2 separate regions of the Homo sapiens genome follow, and region 1 is linked to region 2. The links are chromatin contacts, found by Hi-C or POLR2A ChIA-PET in ENCODE. All regions are on one chromosome and are shown on one strand. The core of a region is the stretch at or near the end of the contact, and the rest is flanking DNA. Distances in the headings are between cores, read along the strand shown. Region 1 has its middle 77 kb from the start of CTAGE1. Region 2 has its middle 16 kb from the start of LINC01900.

What was found. Hi-C counts contacts between places; a loop is a spot of excess contacts on that map. ChIA-PET counts read pairs that join two places held with the same protein, here RNA polymerase II (POLR2A). Pooled maps may share reads with other maps.
Region 1: a loop to region 2 is called in a map of Caco-2, with 4 times the contacts of the local background. The contact joins two enhancer-like sites. A Hi-C loop is called at or near these places in 1 of 168 maps with a recorded cell type or tissue (Caco-2) and 1 of 50 pooled maps. POLR2A ChIA-PET finds 5 or more read pairs at or near these places in 2 of 52 experiments (WTC11 and activated T-cell).

What each region holds. Positions count from the first base shown.
Region 1 is chr18:22,493,305-22,496,439 of GRCh38, forward strand. No RefSeq gene overlaps it. Among named protein-coding and RNA genes, the nearest start is that of CTAGE1, 77 kb to the left of the region's middle. Within about 2 kb of position 1,679, at least 2 of the 41 ENCODE cell types and tissues checked have a DNase peak (open chromatin) inside an H3K27ac peak, as active enhancers do.
Region 2 is chr18:21,995,254-21,998,139 of GRCh38, forward strand. No RefSeq gene overlaps it. Among named protein-coding and RNA genes, the nearest start is that of LINC01900, 16 kb to the left of the region's middle. Within about 2 kb of position 1,417, at least 7 of the 41 ENCODE cell types and tissues checked have a DNase peak (open chromatin) inside an H3K27ac peak, as active enhancers do.

The sequences.
Region 1 (3,135 bases), core at 429-2,928, 500 kb after region 2:
CACACATACACACACACACACACACACACACATACACACACACAGGCACTTTGCCAAGGGGATAAGGGGTAATGAAAAACCCTTGGCAAGTGGATACTTCAAAGCTTTAGAGAGTTTATCTGAAGAAGACTTTGAATAGAGTGCAATGTTTTATGAGTTTTCCTAATCCCTCAGTAAATGTGCCTTGCTGAATAAGCAGAAACATTTTTAATGACTGTTAAAGAGTTATAGACACAGGCCTGTGACTGGGTATTAGAGTAGGGTTTCCTAGGACCTTTAGTCTCCTGCACTCCAGGACTGGAAGTAGAATTTATATCTGTGCCACTGGTTCTGAGCTAATAAATTTAGAGCCCAAGGCTCTTTCTTCTGAAGGTTGGTGGCCACTTACTGTTTACTCAGTGCTAGCAACTGCTACTTCTACCACCACTAATTATCTCTACCTCTATTGCCACCACTAAAAATGTCCTTTTAGCTCATTTTAGCCTCACAATATCCCAGAGAGGTGTGTCATATGAGTTTAGAATCCCTTCTTCAGGTAGGAAGAGAATAGTGTGCCAGCAATTGAGATGGGCTCAGTACACTTTGTTGAGCTTGAGCCAGGAAAGGGGACTGAGTTTCAGGAAGTCCAGGGGAGCCAGGTCATAGTGTAAGAGATGAGAGGCCTAGAGAAAGAAAAGGCCAACTGCCCTCATGGTTGAAAGTCCTGAGAAGAAGACTGAGGTCAGGACACACGCTAGACAGCTACGGGGCTGTCAGGGCATCAAAGCCAGGAAGACAGATGCTGCCTTGGAGCTGGAGGCTCTCCCAGCTCTGCTCTGCACTATCCCTGCCTCTCCTGCTTCTGGGGCCTCTGGGTAATTCCATTTCAGGCAGCAGCTTCAGTTGGGTTGGAATTTTAAGAATTTGTCCAGTAATTTGCAGCTTACTATCCGGGGGTGGAATGAGTAAAATGGGGCATTTTCAGGGCAGATTTTAGAGTCGAGGCTATAAACCCAAGAGCTGTGGCTTCCTGGGGTCTCTTTCAGGACTCACACTGCATCCCTTAAACTTACCCTCTCTTTTGCAGTAGCCCCAAGTGGAGGGGTTCATTTCATCTCCTAGGTCTTACACCCCTCTTGATAATTAAAACTCATTTTTAGGAGATGGGAGATTTAATTGTTACTTTAACACTGTGTAGATTTGTGTGACATAAAGGCAAGTCTAGCATGGCTTAACAAAACCCGCCAAAAAACCAGGATAAGAAAAGGCACTGAACACACAGAGTGAAGTGAACCCAAATTGCTATGGTCTCTACCTTCTGCATCAAGGAAGACAAAACAGGAATTGGGAAGAGTCAAGGTCAGGATGGGCATGGACTCTCCCAAGGATAAATATGTCAAGAAGAGTTGAATGACAAAATCAAAATTCAGAAAAGGGAAAAACACATTTTTCAAAATAACAAGTTTCCAAAGCTATTCATGTAGGATATCTGATTTTTTTTTGAGTGGACATTTAAAACAAAAATCAGAAAAATGACAACATATTTCTACCCAGACTAAAAATGTTCTCGTGTCGTTTCAGACTTCTTCCATCCTCAGGACTGGTAAATCTTTGTACCCTAAAATGGGTTGGAAGGAAAAAAGCAATGACTCATATCCCATGCTGAAAGCTTGATGATTTTCAAGACAAGAAAAGGCTGTGGGAAGGCTCAGAGCCCAGGAACAAAAGGCAGACAAATATTTTGGGAGTGAGAGGAGAAGCAGGGACTGCTGGAGGGAAAAGAGAAAAGAGAGTATTAAGAAGAAGAGAAGGGAATCCACATAGAACACTTTTTATTAGTCAAGGAGGATTTTCACAAAGATTCCCTTAAAGACAAGTAAGGCCCTACACTTGCAAATAAGACAAGAATAATGAGCTAATCTGAGAGACTACATTCAACTTTCCACCCCTCAGTACAACTCTGTAAAGTCTAACATTTAAGAAAACTTCTTAAAAGTTCTGAATATGTGTCTCCTAGAACCAATCACCCATATTATGATGACTAAGTTACGCCTAAGATATTTTAAGTATGGATCTTGGAGACACCCTGGAAAGGTATCTGTTTTGTCAAGAGAAGAATCCAGAGGGTTTTCGTAGAAGTGCTTTAGTGAAGTAAACACATTGAGAATATGCTCCAAGGTCACCTACTTGTTCTGCAGAGTTATTTAGCTCTACTGGGGGCTTCAAGGTGGAAACATTGATATTACATCAATTGTATTAGGTAGACATCGTTCTGTGACAAATTTTAAAATGTGACCCAACTCTATGCTGTGTACAAGAAACTCATTTTAAATATAATGACATAGGCAGGTTAAAAGTAAAAGAATGGAATAAGATGTATTATGCAAACACTAATCAAAGGAAAGCAAAAGTGGCTATGTATTTTTTCCTCTCTTCTTTCTTTTTAATTTTACTTTAAGTTCTGGGATACATGTGCAGAACATACAGGTTTGTTACATAGGTATACATGTGCCATAGTGGTTTGCTGCACCCATCAACCCATCATCTATGTTTTCAGCCCCGCATGCATTAGGTATTTGTCCTAATGGTCTCCCTCCCCTTGACCCCCACCCCTTGACAAGCCCTGGTGTGTGATGTTCCCCTCCCTGTGTCCATGTGTTCTCATTGTTCAACTCCCACTTATGAGTGAGATCATGCAGTGTTTGGTTTTCTGTTCCTGTGTTAGTTTGCTGAGAATGATGGCTCCCAGTTTCATCCATCCTGCAAAGGACATGGACTCATTCTTTTTTATGGCTGCATAGTATTCCATGATGTATATGTGAAAAGTGTCTATATTAATATCACATAAAATAAACTTCAGAACAAAGAAAATTATCATAGATATAGAGGGACATTATATAATGAAAAAAGGGCCAATCCACAAAGAAGACATAGCAATCTAGAATGTGTGTGCACTAAACAAAAGAGCCACAAAAATAGATGAAGCAAAACCCAAAAGAACAGAAAGAGGAAATAAGCAAATCCACAATTATAAATGAAGACTTGACTACCTCTCTTAACAATTGATAGAACAACTAGACAGAAAATCAGCAAGGATATAGAAGAAGTCAACACCATAACAAATAGGATCTAATTGATATTTATAGATTACCACCA
Region 2 (2,886 bases), core at 167-2,666:
GGAGGTGGAGGTTGCAGTGAGCCGAGATTGTGCCACTGCACTGCAGCCTGGGTGACAGAGTGAGTCTCTGTCTCAAAAAAAAGGAAAAAAAATATATATATACGAATCAAGATGACTCTTAGATATTTGGCTAGAGCCACGGGGTTGATGGGTAGATGGTGATGTTAGTTCTCAAGGAAAGGACCTGCGACAAGTTTATTTGTCACATTTATTTCCTGTTTCAATTATTTCCAAAATGATCAAGACAGGAAATAGGGAGAACAGGTTGGGTGTGTACATATGTGTATTGAATCCAGTGCTTAAACTCACATGCTCTGAAGTCAGAGGTCATGCGTCCAAATCCCAGTTTCACCACTTACTACTTGGGTGATCTTGGGCAAGTGGGTTTATCTCTCTGTGTTTTCGGATCCTAATATAGAAAATAGGTATAAGCCGGGAGCAGTGGCTCACGCCTATAATCCCAGTACTTTGGGAGGCCAAGGCGGGCAGATCACTTGAGCTCAGGAATTTGAGACCAGCCTGGCCAACAGGGTGAAACCCCATCTCTACTAAAACACAAAAATTAGCTGGGTATGGTGGTGTGAGCCTGTAGTCCCAGCTACTCGGGAGGCTGAGGCAGGAGAATTGCTTGAACCCGGGAGGCAGAGGTTGCAGTGAGCTGAGATTGGGCCACTGCACTCCAGCCTGGGCAACAGAGTGAGACTGTCTCAAAAAAAAAAAAAAAAAAAAAGGTATAATTATAGGGTTAAATAAGACCATATATTTATAAACTCATGTGCTCAGCACACCGTAGAAACTCAATATGTGAAGATCATTTGTATTAGTAGTAGTGGTAGTAGCAGTAATATTTCTCCTGGGAATAGCACAGGAGCAGTCTAAGGAGGCAACAGTGGGTGGGTCATGATGGGCAAACAGTAGGAAGAAATGCCTGTGTTGGTACCATTTCCCAAACTGTGAAAACAGAGCCAAGAAAGCTTTGATGGACAAAACTCCCGGAAGCCTCAAGGCAGGCTCTTGCAGGGAAGAGGTCATTGAGGCATCTTGGATAAAAACGGTGGGCTGGGAAGGAATGAGACCAAGGATTGAATGCTGGAGCTGTGGCTTACCAGCTCTGAAACTTGGATCAAATTCTCTGAGCTTAATGTCTTCATTTGTAAATTGTGGATTAAAAATACCTAAATGACAGGGCTGTTGTGATGATAGATAGTGTTCTTATGTTAAAGTGTCCCACTTGGATGGATATGCAGGAAATGTTTGTTTTCCAAATAGCATCTGACTTCTTACTGAATAATGAATCCTTGAAGGCACACAGTCCTCTGAGCTGGAGGCCAGGAGTAGCTTTTGAAATCACCCAAGAAGGAGCAGCCCTGAGCAGCTGCGGGTCCCTCCCAGGCTGACTCAGACCTTTCACCCAGGCGGCCTTTGGGCCTTGTGCTTTGGGAGTCAGGAACCCCAGACTCAAGTCCGTTCTGGCCCAGCCCTTTCTTGGGCTCATTGTTCTGGGAGGCCTTGTACTATTTGTTCATCTAATCTGTTAGCAAAAAGGCAAACTAAATATCCTTCATTTGGACCTCTGGCTTATATCCCACAAAGGACAGAAGTGTCCTACCCGGGGTGGCTAGTGGCACCCCTGTCTTTGTTCCTGTTTGGCCTCTCTAAAAGGCCCTGGGCAGAGAGCTGTGACAGGTGATTGGGAAAGGGCCTGGTGTATCTGCCTCTCCAGGCCTGTTTGGACTTGATTCCTGTTCTCTGATGCCAGGAGGGGCCCCAGAAAAGCGCTGGGACAATACCTATCAAGCCCAAGTAACAAATAGAGGTACCTAAAGTTCAAACAGGTGTGTCCCTTCCTATTTTGTACCTATTACGGAGTGAAGTCAGGGTCCAAAGCCACTTTGCCTGGCTGTAGATGGCCTGTCTACTACTTACTCCCTGACCTGCTGTCTCCCTCAAGTCATTCCCCGACTGTGTGATGGCCACAGTCCCTGGCCGGGTAATCAACTCTCCACTAAGCAGGCCGCCCACCCAGATTTCTCTGCCCTGTCTCATGGGCTGGGATCCCTCCCACCTCCACTCCATCCTGAGAATACCTTGGTTCACTCCCCTATCTCCTGGGCCTCTGTCTGGGTGGCCCATGACTTCCACCTGGAATGCCATTATCTCCAAATCCCATTCTCCCTTCAAGTCCCAGCTGAAGTCCTGCCTCCTCACGATACCTTCCTGTCTACCCAGCTCCCGGGAGCACCTCCTTCAGCCTCCTATGACGTCCACTCTCCCCTCACAGGAGAGCTGCCCAGTAATCATCTTTTGTGTGTTTGCTGCTTCGTTTTGTGTTTTCTGTTTAATTTGTATCTTCCTGTTCCTCCTTCCGACCCTACACACATCTTCCAACTGGATTCCAGGGCCCTGAAAAGGCAGCCAGTGTTGGACTGGCTCATGGCTGCCGCAGAGGAGCTACCCTCCTTGGAGAAGCAAGGCTGCATCCCCTTTTTTTTGCTGACTTAACAACGTCCTGTTTCTACTTCGTGAGATGGCACTGACTCACCACTAGTGGTCGCTATTATTCACACCCTTACTTTCATAATTCAAACTAATTGGGAAACACGTATCTGTCAGCTTCTCTATGGGACTGGATTGCTAGAGGCAAAAAAAAGTGCTAGAGTCAATAAGTTTAATCAGTAACAGAAGTAAAGTATAGAGTCCCCAGGGAAACCTTTAGGAAAGATCTTCATGAGTCTGCTTATAAGGAAAGGAAGAGGCCTCCCAAGCAACAGGTCCCAGACATTCCTACTCCACATACGGATTGAATGTTTATTAAGTTCTGACAACATGCAGGACTGAAAATTTCTCTAGGCATTTATGAGGGTCATGCTGTTAAAATGAGATAAA